Linked DNA regions of Mus musculus: region 2 is linked to region 1. The links are chromatin loops, found by intact Hi-C in ENCODE. Cell type or tissue: left cerebral cortex. All regions are shown on one strand.

The links. A loop is a pair of places that touch in the nucleus more often than their neighbours do. Peaks named below come from ENCODE experiments on the same cell type or tissue, not always from the same donor. Only the 100,000 strongest peaks of a DNase experiment are listed, where the experiment ranks them.
Region 2: a loop joins it to region 1, with 15 times the contacts of the local background. A loop is called at or near these places in 5 of 42 quality-filtered maps.

Annotation. Positions count from the first base shown.
Region 1 is chr1:158,350,577-158,358,576 of GRCm38, forward strand. Brinp2 (bone morphogenic protein/retinoic acid inducible neural-specific 2) reads right to left here and starts at 5,684. Exons shown (of 8, transcript NM_207583.2): 1 at 4,941-5,684. In left cerebral cortex, CTCF peaks have their summits at 3,618 and 4,741; DNase peaks (open chromatin) are centred at 1,371, 3,341, 4,084, 4,384 and 4 more places; H3K4me3 peaks cover 4,978 bases; H3K27ac peaks cover 3,397 bases.
Region 2 is chr1:157,550,027-157,558,026 of GRCm38, forward strand. Sec16b (SEC16 homolog B (S. cerevisiae)) reads left to right here. Exons shown (of 26, transcript NM_001159986.1): 13 at 981-1,098; 14 at 2,907-3,018; 15 at 4,721-4,826; 16 at 6,739-6,879. Among named protein-coding and RNA genes, the nearest start is that of Sec16b, 28 kb to the left of the region's middle. In left cerebral cortex, a CTCF peak has its summit at 3,204 (motif pointing right); DNase peaks (open chromatin) are centred at 3,236, 3,778, 4,387, 4,546 and 3 more places; H3K4me3 peaks cover 744 bases; H3K27ac peaks cover 2,351 bases.

The sequences.
Region 1 (8,000 bases):
TGTTCTTAGAAACAGAGTCTCTTATATCCCATGCAGGCCTCCCATTCTCTATACAGTTGAGAATAACCTTGAACTTCTGATCTTCCTGCCTCTACCTCCTAAGTACTAGGATTAACAAGTGTGTGTCACCAGGCTTGGTTTATGTGGTGCTAGAGACAAAATCCAGGGCTTGAGGCATGTTAGGCAAGGAACATGTCAACAGAGCCACATACCCAGTTTCTTATAATTCTTTGTTTGTTTGTTTGTTTGTTTTTTCGAGACAGGGTTTCTCTATGTAGCCCTGGCTGTCCTGGAACTCACTCTGTAGACCAGGCTGGCCTCGAACTCAGAAATCTGCCTGCCTCTGCCTCCCAAGTGCTGGGATTAAAGGTGTGCGCTACCACTGCCTGGCTCTTATATGGCTTTTGAAAAAGTAAATCTTTTCAATTTTACAATCCTGGCATGCATTTCAAGAGCCCCTGAGCTACCTGTGGAGTTCTTGGGTGGATTTTTGCCTGCAGTGGCTCCTAATTTTACCCAATCCAGCACCCCAGGTATTTTAGCATTGCAACTGAGTTTGAGAAAAACAAATGATGGGACAGGACCAGCCACTGAAGATGGCAGAATATGATGATGGTATTCATACTTTCCTCTGCATATCAGAGTGATAATTTAAAGAGGACCAACCTGCACCAGTAGGTTAGAGAAGTCTAGCCCACTGCAGCCATCATAATTTAGCCTTCTGACACTTCCTTCCCAAACAGAGCAGGATTTCCTCCAAAATTATGAACAACACATCATGGGCCCAGGACTCTGGCTCAACCCTGAACATGGCAGTGTACATTTCTGAAAAGTAAAGAGAGAAGAAGTCCTATGCACAGCCCAGCTACTGGCCATTAGCATAAGGGTGCTAGTAGAAACAAGGGTGACAGGTAGGATTAAGGTAGGATCTTCAAGAGAGAGCTAATGTCTCTTAAGAGCTGGTTTGAGACTGTACTCTTGGACCAAATACACAGAGAGTCTGCGCTCCCAGGGAACTCCCTCCAGATCTCAGAGAAGTTAGGGAGGGGACTGTGGCAAGTCATTCTCTTCTCATGTCCAAAGGGAGCGTTCCCTATTGTAAGGATGGAGCCATTCACACAGTGGCGTGCAGCCTGAGTGATGCTTCAGACCAACTCCTAGAACAAGTGTGTGTGTGTGTGTGTGTGTGTGTGTGTGTGTGTGTGTGTGTAACTGGCTGCAGCCTTCTCCTGTGAGACAGCAGCAGCCCTTAGACTCCCCTTGGTTCTACCCAGGCTGACACCATGCCTCTCCCTTCTTTGCTCTGCTGAACAATCACAGAACCCCGTGGTACAGCTGCGGGCAGTACCACTCCCCACCCCCTCCTGTCTTTTTTTGTGGTCTCCTCCTTTGTGACTGCAACAGCATATGTTTTATTAAAAGGGAAAGAGAAGAGGAGACAAGAGGTTATGTACATGGGCATGCTCAAGAATCTTAAGATTGGAAATCTTCTGCTCAATGCTAAATGCCTAAGGGCTTTGGCATTTTGCCGGTTCCAAGTAAACCCCAAGAGGAACATTTGGGTGGAGAAATAGGAAATGGGGGAAAATCAAAGCTCTCTCTTAAAGGATTCTGATTCTAAAATATGAGAAGTCTTTTCTTGTGTTCTCTTGAAATTTGCCTGCCTTCCCCAACATCGTCATTCAAATTTTTTTTTTGATATAAAGTTGATAGGCTCTCTGACCTTGAGTAAAGCTTTTCCCATTGTATGTGGCTTAGACCTGAGAGTGGATGGAAGGCCAGGTAACATTTCCAATGTCTAGCAATATGCCCAGTATTTCAGAGCCCTGTCAGGATCCTAGATCAACTTCCGCTAGGCCGTACATGTTTAATACAATGAACACAGATACATAGGATTTCCAGGTTGCAAGAGAGGTGGCCCCAAAGGCCCATGCAGACCATGCTGGTTTCAGCTTCTCCCTGTGCCTGTGTTCCAGTGAGGGACTTGATCAACTAGAGCCCGTTAGCCCTGCTCTGCCTACCCAAAATATTCCACTCTAACTCTCATGGCTCCATTCTAATTCTCCCTTCGTGAAATACTGATAGCTCTTATTATTAGTACAGATCAATGGCTGATTAATAGGGTCAGCCTTTTGACTTCTCTTGTATTGAACTTCTGTTGAGAATACATCATCATTTACCTTTGCCTGGACATAGGCCTATTTTCCCAAGTAGACTACAAAATCATGGGGTTAAAGTTTCCTAAGGTTTTTTTTATCCCTCTGTGCCTTGATGTACTGCCAGAGGAGGACCCCCCAAATCACATCACAGCCTCCTTGCTTTGTAACGTATAAAGCAACCAAGTCAGATCGCAAACACTGAGATGGAACTATGCCTTAGAAGGAGCCCAGGGGACTGAGGTTAATTAGGAAGCAGTAAGACCCAGGCCTCCATTCCATGAGTTTTCCTACTGCTGTGTGTCCTGTGTAAGACAGATCTTCTTCTGGGGTTCTCTGCACTCCCCTTTCCAAGAAGAAGACTGAAGTCTTTCACGCTCTACATCTTAGGATAACCAAAGACAAAGGAGACTATAAGCCATCTGAGAATTATGTAGAGGACTTCTGTAAATGCTCCCAGCTCTTTGGGAAAGGAGCTCTTCAAAATATATGCAAGGACTTATTATTTAATAAGAAGAAAGAATGGCTCTCCAGAAGTAATACCACACAGTGCTCGCTTAAACACTAGCTAGGAACCTGAACACTGAACATTCCAGCCAGTGCAAAGTGCCCACACATTATCTCCAGTCCCTTCAGATTACCTCTTGTTTGTGAGTGGAGAGGGATTTTGGAGCACCCTCCCTGAGGGATAGGTCTAAGGTGGTGCTCCCAGGTGCAAGCCTGTACCTTGGGGAAGAGGATCAGGAGGAGTTGATGACGCAGGGAGCAGGGACGTTCTGTGCCCTCTGGCTTTGCTCAGTAAACAACCTGTCAGGAGGCCAGAGAGGAACACTCTGAAGGGGATCTTGAGGTCCAGGAAGAGATGTTTCCCATTCCCCAAACCAGGCCAACACAAGAAGAATCGGGCCCTTCTGTCCTCCCCAGCGTTTACCTCCTCTGACTTTTCTTGTTTCCACACTGAACACATACCACTCCATTCTGGGAAAGGAAAGACAACTCCATTTTTTTGTAAGGCGAAAGAAGTAAGAGTCAAGAATGCTTCTGGCTTCCCCATGGCTGCAGCCCAGCTGTCAAACCCCTTAAAACCAGCTGTTTTCCAGCAGCCAAGATTCTGGTCTGACGCTTGCTCTCAAACACAGTCTCCTTGCTCGGCATCTTTCCAAATTCTTCTTTCCTCACAGAAGCAGAGCATGCATCTTTTCCCAGAGTGGGTAGCAGCTATGGTACTGGTAAGATAGATCACTGTGGCAGCATTGCTTGGTCATGCTCTCAGTGCTACATAGCAACTCATTCCAGGTGAGAAGGAACTCATGAGGGCCATGTCATAAACAAACAAACAAACAAACAAAAACCAGGCATACAACTGTGCAAAATCAAGAGGGAAAACACATAGACTTCAGCATCACTCTAGCTGTTTCCTGATGTCATCAGACTGCCCCCCAGGGGATTTAGTAGAATCCTATAGCTTCCTGGTTAATACAGGCATTGCATATCTTCCAAGAGCCTGGCCAGGGGGGCGAGGAAAGCAAAGGAATCAACATACACTTGTCTAGAGAAGACCTGGGGAGAAATACTTAACTCACAGTGTATATGTTTAATTCTTCTTATTGGCCTATGCTAACATATCACTGGCCCTGTTGGATACGGTCCGGATTTTATTTCATAATTGATATTCTCTTAGCACATTTGTTCCTACTCAGGGCAACCTGCTCCCAGGACAGGGAAAGCATACATATGGTTCTTTACAGAAAGGTCTGTTCAATCACATTACAGTGCATCCAGTTGATTGTTAGTTAATATTTGGCTTAAGTCTATATACCCTGGATAAATATGTACCGTGAAGAAAGACTGCTTGGTGAAGAGAGAACTCCTCTGGGCTAGAACAGCAGTGTACAAGTTCATCCTCCTACTGGGTAGCGACACCCCAGGCATCATGGCCCGAGCAGGGGCTAGGCAGAGATGCTTAGTGTTTCTGTGAGCAGCCAGCTTCCTTCATACAGCTGTGAACACACACACACACACACACACACACACACACACACACACACACACACACACACACACACACACAGCTGTGTATGAACAGGGAAAACACTCTGATAGATAGTCTCAACAGACCCTTCCCTTCAGCACAGCAATATTCTCCCTGTAGTGTCTCCAGTGTACTACCAGGATTGACTCAGTCGATTGGGGTTTCTGTTATACCACCCAAAGGAGACTATGGGATTCACTCCTAGGAATTATTTTTGTCCCTCATTACATGTTCATAGAAGAAATAGACTGGCCTCTAAAGCATGCCACAGGGCTTTAATGACCATGTGAATACAGCTATATTGCACAAAAGAATACCAGGTCTTTAGGGTCCTCCCCAAACACAGTGAACCTCGTGCAGTTCTGTCCGGCATCAGCTAGGCAAGCAAAAGTCCTTGTCATCCTCTGCAATTATGGAGCCCGAATGAATTTTCGAAAGCTAATGGGAGTTGCACTAACTTTAAGGACTTAAACCAGGCAAAAAAAGAAAAAAAAAAAAAAAAACCAATATAGGTCAGGCAGAGTGCCCAAGCTCTGTGACAGCCATGCGACACCAGGAGGCGATTCCAGAGTCAGCTCAAACCCAAAGTCCACTGCTAAGCTCCACCTGACAGAAACTACGGGGTGGAATGGGAGTTATTCCTTTTGCTTGCAATTGCCAGGCACCAGACAAGAAGGTTGAATGAGGACTCATGAAAATCACAACGAAAGGTGATACAGAAAACCCAGGGGTACAGACCCCTGCACGATTACCTTGAATCCTTGTAAGAGTCCTTCTTGCTGTATCAGCTGCTCCCCAAACCACCAAGGACTGCGAGGAGACTCCCAAAAGACGCCTGATTTTTGTGCAACATCTCCAGTGGCAGCCTTCCAAAGTTTTTACTTCATGATTTCTTGTGGCTCTTTCTCCTTTGGGGAAATATGAAATGCCACCCCCTCAGCTTGTGAGAGGGAACGGATGTCTCTTTTCAAATTCTCCTGCTCTGGGCTTTGCTGTCGCCGCCGCCGCCGCGGCGGCAGCTTTTAGACCACTTGCCTGCTGCCTTGCCGTGGAGCAGCGAGCATCCCAGGCACCCACAGCATCTGTGAAGTGGGATCAGCACTAGGCTGGGTCGCACGCGGCGTGGGAGAGGTGAGGAAAGTGGGAAGCCAACTGAGAAGTCCCCTGTCCCTCGACCGAGGTGAAACCCAAGATCTTGCCTTCTTTTTTTTCCAACTCTAAAGAGACTCACCCGCCCTGTCATCCGAAATCTGTGCCTTGTACATGGACAGAAATCGTTCCTCAGGCGTCTGGGCTCCTTCGGCTGCCTGAGGACCTGCTGGTGTCCTCGGAGCGCGCGGCAGGTGCATTTCCAAGTCCTCCGGAACCCGTCGAGCTCAGCGGAGGCGCTGCGGGTTGAGCCGCGAGCCGCGCGGCAGGCAGGCGGATTCCATCCTGGAGCTGCAGCCCGGCGCGTCCCCACTCCGGCTTCCCGGTCCGTACCTAACCAGTGTCACCTGCAGACTCAGACACCGGATGAGTGTCTTAAGATAACAATGCTGCCCTGCCTGCCTCTCTCGTTCTTTCTTATGCACGTAGGTTGGCAGCCAATAGGACCCTGCGCCATACTCACCACAGGCTCCCATTGGCTGTGAAGCCTGGCAGGAGGCGGGTTCTGAGGCCTACCGGCAATCTCCTTTGGCTAGCTGGCAGGCTGGGGTACCAGCTCTGTTAACCCTCCCAGCTTTTTGCAGCAGCGACTTTTTCCCCCTCCCCGCAGTAAGGATAAGGAAGAATTGGATAAATTCGCGGCTGCGTGTGGCGTTGGGAGTGAGATTGGAGCGTGTCAGAGGCTGAGGAACAAGAAGTAGACTGGGAACTAATTACATTTGCTTTGGTCTTCTGAGTTACAATATTCATTCGTCCCAGCCCATTTTGTTTGCTTGCTTAACCAGAACTCCCAGAGATGGGGACCCATTTGAGCCATTTTCCTTCTAATTTGAGGTTTCATTTAGTTGTTCTGTGCTTTTTAAACCTCCTGAATTACTTAATTAGAAGTGAGCCCCCAAGTGAGAAATAGCTCTCTCTCTCTCTCTCTCTCTCTCTCTCTCTCTCTCTCTCTCTCTCTCACACACACACACACACACACACACACACACACCCCGGGGCCGGGGGCGGGGGGGGGGGAGGGAGGGGGTAAAGAGGGAGGCAAAAGACCACAGGAGCTCTGTGGTAAGATGACCAGGCAGAGAATCGCTGAACAGCTAAATTGAGACACCTCACGCCCCACACCAGACCTGTAGGGACAACAGCAAAGAGGAGAACTTGGGGATTCTGGGGAGACCTCTGAAATGGCCTGCGTCCAAAAAGAAAGAGAATTGTTTTGCCTGTGATGGTTTCCTTCTGTGTGTCTCCTTTCACTCCAGTGGCTGTCAGGAAGAGGGACTCGCATTTTTTAAAGGAAGACTAGAGAAAGGAGAACAGGACAAGCCTTGTTTCTGAGAAGCAGGTGCTGTCTGCTGAGCCTGTGAAAGGGAAGTCCGGGCAGTGGGTAAGGGAGGGAGAAAAGGAGGGAAAGAAGGAAAGAAGGAGGAATAAAGATATTAACTTTAATTGAATGGATGTGAACGATATGTTTTTGATGTTCTAATAAATGTGTGAGGCTGAAATGCATCCTACTAACTGGCGAACTACACTAAATTTTGGAAAGAGCCGTTGTTGAAGAAAGATAAGTTGAAAGTGGCAAGGGATGTGGGGGAATTCCCAGTGAGTCACATGATGAAGGCCTATATAGAGGAGAATAGGCAGAGAGGGAGACAAGTGTCTCCATTTAGTTTCCTTGAGTTGAGAGCAACATCGGAGATTGTTTTGGAAAGAAGTAGACAAAACAGAGGGCAGAGGTTAGATGTACACAGAGGAAGGATATATCTGGGGTTAGGTATAAAGTGCCCCTTTAGCCAGATGCTCTGAAAGAGTGAGGAAGTCTAGAAACTGCTTCTTATCTACAAACCCCCACCCATTTCCATCATATCTGATCTCTACTTGTTTTCTACTCTGCATCTCACCCAAGTTATTCCTTCTACACTCTGCAGGAGTCTGGCTATAAAACATGCCAGAGAATGGCGGTCCTGTGGAGTCCCCAGATCTTCAACTAAGATAAAATATCTAAATAAACTACTGAGAGTTTAACTGCTCCTGACTGTGGAGCCAGTTGTTCCTGAGATTCCTAGAGACAGAGGCCCACTGAACCTAACCCACGTAAGAACGCTTTGGAGGTCTTCCTGTGAAATAACTTGAGGGAGTGAGGGAATGGATGAATGGTAGGACAGGTGTAACTTCTGTCAATGGAAAGAAGGAAAGTGCCAGGATTTCTCAAGAAGGGACAGCCAATCAAAATCTTGATGAAAATCAAGAAACTTGGCTGTGTTTTCTTAAATCACCCATGATATTTTAATGAAGAAAATCACACACTAAAAAAACCTACAAATGTTCATCTGATGAAGGTACTTTGAGGTAACTACTATTCACTTCATTTCCAACATTACAAGAAGCAAACATTGATTCTTTCTTAGTAAATCTAATAACAGCCCAAAGAGGACTACTATGCAAATACCCACTCCCAAAGAATTTCACTCTCTCTTAAACCGTGAAAATATAGAATATTAGGAGGATACAGTGCTCTACACCTTATTTCTTCCACTCACTAATGTCTTGGCCACAAGAAGCTGATGATCATCTGAGTTAGTCCCACCCTTTAACTGTTGCTGCACACATACTATCTTTTCTTCTAAATGAATATAAAAGTCAAGGAATATAAATCACTACATTTACTT
Region 2 (8,000 bases), 800 kb before region 1:
CTAGATAATTGAAGTGAAGGCACAGAGAAGAAATTGGAAAATCAGTAAACTAATAATTCCACCTTATTTATCACTTTTATAACTAGTGTGTATCTGTGTGTGATATACATGTGTATGGGCTTGTATGTGTTTGTGAGCTTTTGTGTCTATGTTTCTGTATGTGTGGGTATGTGTTTGTATCTGTGTATGTGTATCTGTGTGTGTGTGTCCCTCTCTGTGTGTCTGTCTGTGTGTATGTATGTGTTTATGTGTGTAAGGGTATATGTGTGTATGTCTGTGTTTTTTTATATGTGTGTTTGTATGTCTGTATGTATGTTTTTGTGTCTCTGTGTGTATGTGTCTGTATGTATATATGCCTGTGTATCTGTTTCTATGTTTCTATGTGTGTCTGTGTGCGAGTGTATATATGTGTATGTATTTTTGTGTCTCTGTATGTGTGGGTGTGTGGGTGATTCTGTGTGTGTGTGCGTGTGTATGTATATATTATTTTCCCTCTCTTTATTATTTATTATTTTTTTATTTTTTGGCTTTTTCAAGACAGGGTTTCTCTGTGTAGCTCTGGCTGTCCTGGAACTCACTCTGTAGACCAGGCTGGCCTTGAACTCAGAAATCCGCCTGCCTCTGCCTCCCAAGGGCTGGGATTAAAGGCGTGCGGTGCCACCAGCACCTGGCTCTTTTTATTTGTATTTTGAGACAGGGTCTCATTCTGGTCCAGACAGGCCTCAAACTCGTGATGCCCTCTTAGCCTCCCGAGTGCTAGGTTTACAGGTGTGGGCCGCCAACTTGTTCTGTGCCACACACCTGCTGCTTCAGGCAGATGGAACTCCGAATCAATGAGTATTAGCATCACACACACTGAATAATAGCATCAATAGCATAGCAGACATTCCTTGAACTCCATACCTACGAATAAACAGCAGCCTTCTTAACTACACCCTGGTTTGTGGTAAATGATTCTGTAATTCGTTATTATTTTTCAGGTTTGTGGAGACAAACAGTGGGGAGACTGGCGGCCCCACTTGGCTGTGATCCTGTCAAATCAGGCTGGAGATACAGAGTTGTACCAGCGAGCGATTGTCAGCATGGGGGATACCCTGGGTAAGCAGAAATTGGCTTACGCCTTCCCTGGGGCAACTTTCCATGTCTGACATTAGTTTAGTGTTTCCTAGTGTTTCTCAACTTTCCTAATGCTAGCACCTTTGATACAGTTCCTCATGCTGTGGTGACCCCCACCCCAACCCCAACCATAAAACTATTTAGTTGTTACTTTATAACTGTAATCTTGCCGCTGTTAGCCTCCTGGTTAAGAAACCCCAGGGAAAGGTACCTTCATCTGCTTTTGCTATGTTTGTGTGTTTGTTTGTTTTTCCATATCTGTTTCCCAGAATTCCCACTGGGAGCGTTGTGTTTCCATTGCTATATAGCCTCCTCTTCACTTTCTACTTACAGGTGAGGTGCCTTTACCTTGAGCTAACACAGGGGCGTGCCACTTCCTCTTGCCTCGGGGACTTCAGATGGGAAATGCTGCTTTTGCCTAAACCACCTTGGTAGCTTTCTGTCTTTATTTCTATTATCTGTCTGAGAACAGGGCCTTACAAGTGTGGAATGTCTACAGGATATCCAGATCTCTACTTCACAAATTTGGTCTAACTTTTAGAAACCATGGTGTTCTTTGTGGAACGCTGTGAACAACTGCTCTTCTGAATTTGAAGCAGCCCTCTGTAAGGTTGTGACCCAGCTGTCTGCTTGAAAGGGGACCCATGTCTATTGGGCACCAGACTCTGTACTTCACCCGCTGTTAGCCATTTTCTCACTGCTGTGGCAAAATGGCCGACCAAACCAACTTAAGCAAGGGGGTTTCTCTGGCTCACAGTTCTAGGAAACACAGTCTGTCACGGCAGACGGTTGAGATGTGACTAGAGGCCTGGTGTTCACGGCCAGGAAGCAGAGATGGGTGATGGGCTCCTTCCCTCTCTTTCTCTTCACTCCTAGATCCTAGCCCAGAGGATAGTGCCTCCCACACTCCAAATGAGTCCTCCCGATTCAGTTAAACCTTTCTGGAAGCACCCTGAAGGTCACACCCAGAGGTATTTCCTAAGATAGTCTATTCAAGTTGACAATGAAGATTGACTGTCACACCCACTTAATTCGAGTTTAAAGTAGTAGAAAATGTTTGGAGAACATTTAAAAGTCAGGAACAACTTGGTAATTGATGTGATTTTTTATGAGCACAGGAAAAGTCTTCAATCATCCAACTTCAGTAGAGGAAGCAGCCACACCCCACAAGCAGCCACACCCCACAAGGAAGCAGCCACACCCCACAAGGAAGCAGCCACACCCCACAAGGAAGCAGCCACACCCCACAAGGAAGCAGCCACACCCCACAAGGAAGCAGCCACACCCCACAAGCAGCCACACCCCACAAGGAAGCAGCCACACCCCACAAGGAAGCAGCCACACCCCACAAGGAAGCAGCCACACCCCACAAGGAAGCAGCCACACCCCACAAGCAGCCACACCCCACAAGGAAGCAGCCACACCCCACAAGGATGTTTAAAATCCGTTTCTGATGTCCTACTTTACTTAGGTATAGGCATCTTGTCTCGATTCTCAGCCCCAGGAATGACCATGACTTTTAGAAAATTCCCAATGAAAAACTCATCAGGGGGACGTGAAACAGCACACAGCATCCTGGTTGTGGCTGATGAGAACTGAAATGCAGGATCTGAGGTCAGAAACACTGATGCAGGAGGGAAGGAAAGGGAGATGTCACAAGAACTCCCCTGGTTTATTCATATCAGGTTTCCGCTCTGACCCTGGGGTCCACTATTTAACTCTCTGTTCTACTCAGACACTGGGTCCCACAGGGTGTGCCTCACGCCTGGGCTCTTGTTCTCCTCCTGCAGCTGGAAAAGGGCTTGTGGAGGCATCTCACTTCTGCTATCTCATGGCTCATGTGCCCTTTGGTCACTATACGGTGAAGACAGATCATCTGGCCTTGGTGGGCAGTAGCCACAGGTACGTATGTGACTTTTGTAAAGATGATTTGCACGGGTTATTTTAGCCCTTACTGGGTTTCATGGCTTCACTACTCATTTTCTTGTGTAAATTTCCGCTACTGCCCGCTCTTCCTCTCTATCTTCTGCATTAGTCTAGGCAAGGTGACCAGAGGGTGCCACATCACACCACCAGAGGGCCTTTGGTGCTGTTAGTGCTCTTGGTGTGTGTTGAACTCTTCTGGCCACTGGGTGGCAGCCTAGCTCCACAACCAGAGATAACATAGAAAAATGAAGTTTACAATAGTATATTTTGGGCAGCCCTGGGCTTATTCTAGGAGCCTACTTTTTGGGGCCTCCATACTACTTCAATATATTAATTTGGAGCACAAGCTCTTTGGAACCTTCTGCATCAGTCACTTGTTTTCTGGTAGCCACATATCAGGGTGTTTCCCCCCCCCCCCCAAGGACCCCAAAGCCCTGGAGAAAGAGTGAGTTGAAGCAGATAATCTTACCCTGGGTGGTCCTCACTGTTCTGGATCTTTCTACCTCTTTCTCCTTAATAGTTGTGATTTCTGAGCAGTCATGGTATTGCGCTCCTAGAATTCTAGCAGTCAAGAGGTATAGACAGGGGGATTGTAGCAAGGCCAATGCTAGCCAGGGTGGTGCAATGAGTTCTAGGCTAGCCAGCCAGCCAGGGCTACGAACCTGTCTCAAGAGAGAGAAAGAAGACATTTCTGAGATGCAGAGCTATCAGTGTCTTTGCAATGTTTGCTTTGTTACAGATTTACTTTATAAAAAGGTAACTGCACCGGGGAAGCAAGGTATTGAGGGATTGAAAGCCTTGTCTAAGGTAGCCTCTCGGGTGCACCATCAGGATGGACTTGGAGTCTAGACAGTAAGGTTGCAGGAGCAAAAGTTGTAGCTGATATTCCTAATCCTCTACCACCATAGCAATCGGTGCTCCTCACAGATTCTTCTCTTGAGCCTGGGCTCAGATAGAAGAGTCATCTTCTCAAGGCAGTCTGTCTGGGCTAAGCAAGCCCATAAAGGTACCTCGCTTCCTATAGCCCATGTTCATGACTCCTGGGGGAGTTTCTTGAGATATGTTAGCTTCTGGAATTATTCTGATGACTGGAATATAGGGCACCTGGCAAGCTGTAGAGGGGAGACGGCAAGTGTGTGTGTGTGTGTGTGTGTGTGTATGTGTGTGTGTATCACATTCACCTGTTTTCTTTCCTCACTGGCCGGATGAACTTCCTGTGCAAGATCTGTCATTTCTTTCTGGCTCCATTGTCCTCCCCAGTCTGTGCCAGGCCATCTGTGGTGCTCCTGGACTCCACGGCTTCCTCTTTTGCACTTGGCAAGCTCAGGCTGCTCTGTCTTTCCTGGGGCATGCCAGGCTGAGGGCTGAGGGCTGAGGGCTGAGGGCTGAGGGCTGAGGACTGAGGGCTGAGGGCTGAGGGCTGAGGGCTGAGGACTAGTTTTTAGGAGGTTGAAGTGGGAGGTGTTGAAGGGGGATGTTAAGGGAGGTGCAGAGCCTCCTCCTCACAAGCAGGCTCTTCTAGAAGTGCTGGCACTCTCACTTATTGCCCAAACCTAAAGAGATGGAGGTCAAGGAGGAAGTGCAGTCTATCTTGAGCCCACAGGCTCTTTCCTCTTATAGACCTGCCTGAGAGCAGCATCTCCGCCTCACCTCTGTTCTTGTTATTCCCTGCTTTTAGTCAAGAGTTTATGAAATTTGCAACAATTGAGGCTATCCAGCGGACGGAAATCTTCGAGTACTGCCAGATGCTGGGCCGCCCCAAATCCTTCATCCCTTCTTTCCAGGTAACTGAACCCCGAGGGGGGCGGGGCGGGGCGGGGCGGCCATCAGCGATGCTGTGTCTAGGTTGTGGGCAGCCAGGTTCTTAGCCTTGCTGTTTGGCACCTGGTACCACCGGCCAAGTCATCTCCTGCATTTGTCCTCTTTAACGGGAGTGCGGGAAGGCTTAGGGTTTCTTTTTATGTTCCCGGAAGGTCAGAATTTTACAGCATGAAAGCAAACGGTTCAGAAGTCTTTGCTGGAGGCATACATGCGGAAATCTTGCTGCAGTTCTGCCCCTCCCTCCCTTCCTGTCCTCCTGCTGCCCTGGGCTCTTCTCTCCTAGCACTTCCGCTCAGCTCCTCCTCAGCTCCTACAGCCCTCTGGTCCCTCTGACAGCTCACCTTCTGACCACTCCCCCTTTCTCAGGAGCTTCCCTCCTGCTCTGGCCTTAGTCCATTCTCTCTTTCTTCTCAGGGTTTCAGTTGTATAGGTGGCAACCGCACTGCCAGGCTCTTTTCTCTCCCCTCAGCCCCTCTGTTTGGCATCTCGTTGCTACCCTATGTCCGTAGGCATCGCGTCATCCTCCAGTCCGATCCCCTATGTGTTTTGAGACCTGCTACCCAGTGGCCTTTTCTCGCGTCTCTTGCTGGTGTGGAGTGTGAACTTCACTGAAGCCTTGCAGCAAACTGGCATAAAACCGAGGTAGTTTGTTTCTGGGCTGGGAATAGGACTATCTCAGCCACAGCACTGACTCCAAGGTCCCCATCTCCCATTCACTCGACACTACTCTGTATTTTCTTTCCCTTTTATGGGAAGGTACCTTTCTTTTCTGCCTTAAGTACCTTCTTCAGGCCTGAGACCTTGTCTAAATGGATATCCTCAAGGTCCGCTGTTGAGAATGTACACAGCTACAATAGCAACGCACACTCAACACAGAACACACGTAACCTTGGGAATGAGTCCCTGTATTGTAAATACATGACCCATTTAGCCTCTCCTTTCTGAGAGTTTTGCCTTGCCTAGCTGCTCCTCCACAGGGCTCCAGCGTAGGCACTTTGGTTGCTTTTCTTTCCCTTCGTTATTCATCCCGCCCACATGTTTTGTTGACGTTGTTCTGGGCTGGTAGTCTTAGTATAGCTATTCTTACCGGCTGTTTCACACACTCAGCATTGTGTTGCCGTGCATCTTGAATATCACTTCTAATCCTGTGGGGTTTTCCCTTTCACAGAAGTTGGAACCGAGGCTCGAAGGGCTGGTTATATCTCACCAGCTCACTTGTGCATACCATTTGTTCTAAGTACTTTGTGTGAATCCCCTAATTCTATCTTTATAGTTCTAGTGGACTAGGTGGCATCGTCCATGCTCTAACAGGGAAGCTGAGGCACAGAGAGACAAAGGGGCTAGCCCAAATGTCCCCCAGCTAGCATGAGTTTGGATTGGATTGACTTTGTTTGACACCAGAGCTGTCACGTTTGATCTCATCCTATAGCTCCTGCTATGGAGACTCTTCCTCCCTACACCAGCATCTGCCTGCACTTCCTTGTGGGCTTCACAGCCTCTGCAAATGGTAGAGTTTTGTATCTTCATGTAAGCCCTTGTGCCGGGGCTGCACTTCACATGCCCAGGCTTCCTGTGATGTAGGCTGCTGGATAAAAGGGCTGCCCTGCTGCCTTTCCAATGGAGACCCAAGACTGGAAAGACGAGTTGATGTGATCCCTGAATCCTTTTCTCCATCACGCAGCAACTGTATGTAGGCTGGATTTGGAGTTGTGCCCATATGCAGATAAATTGCCCCAAATGGCACTGGGCCCTTGCTATTTGGATGCCAGAGTGAGTGGAATCTGGCAGTCAGCTGACTTCCAAGAAGTCTTATCTACATTTCTCTGCCTCTCTCCTGCCCGGATGGACTCATCCCTGGCCCGTTCCTCTTCACAGGTGTATAAGCTCCTCTATGCCTCCCGTCTGGCAGATTATGGCCTGGCATCCCAGGCCTTGCATTACTGTGAAGCCATTGGTGCAGCTGTCTTGAGCCAGGAAGGGAGCAGCCACCCTGTGCTATTAGCGGAGCTCATCAAGGTGAGCGTCTCAAAGGGATCTCTGTAGGTGTTTTATCTTCAGTGTTCAGAGAAGCCATTGTAGAGAGGCTTAAACTCCACATTTCATCTTCTTTGAACACACTGCAAAATTGGAGCCCACGGCTGTCTTTGACCATGTATGCATGCCCCGATGTGATAAGCAGAGGTCCTGTTTGCACAAAGAACAACTGGCTGGGCAGGGGGCAGAGGGGTTGGGGGACTGCAAAGCAGGCGTGTTCTGCTTGAGAAGTTCTGTGCATCTGCTTTTCTGGTACAGTTAAACTGCAAGCTACGGTGAGCCGTCCTAATTACAAAAGCGAGCCTTTGAAAATAGATTTTAGTGATTAAACCAGGAAATGATCCTTATTAAAATACTTTTAAATGCATGGAATATTTTATCACGTGTGGGACACATTTAAAAAAGAAAACAAAAACCGTACCAACCCTTAGTTTCTTGGGAAGAAACAACAATCAGGAAAATAGTTGTTTCAATTAATTGAAGGAAAAAAAAACCCACTCCATTAGCTAGAGAGTAAAAGGCAGGGTGCTCTACAGTATCTGTACCGCTTTACATGAGGCCCAAGTGCTGGATTCTATAACCAATAAAATCTGTGCTGCCTGAGCCCCTGCCCACACTGCTAGTGGGCTGATGCCCAGGATGAGTAATTAGAGTTTCTAGGTACAGAACATAATGACACCTTGAGGCAGAAAGCAGCATCAGGTGGTGAGCAATGTAGATCTGAGTCCCATCCAGACCAGAATCAGAATTAGCATTAACAAGGTCCCTGAATTTTCTCGAATTTCTATTCTAGAAGTTTCTCGAAGAGAAGGCAGCAATGCACGGACACAAAGCTGGAGAGCTCTCTTTTTCCTCTCATATTTTGGGGGCAATAATACCAAAATGGGTTGCTTATATATTTATACTGCAATTTTGGGAGGAGATCTGCTGAATTTGTTATTTCTCAATTATTCTTTGTTATGTGATGTTTGAGTAAATTATGGCTTCTCCTCCCTTCTTATTGCCTCTCTCCCCTGTTGTCTTTCCACATGCCCCATTTCTCTCTCTTGTCCTTCTCACTTTCTGCCCCTGACCTGCCTGGAAACTCGGCCTGCCTGGAAACT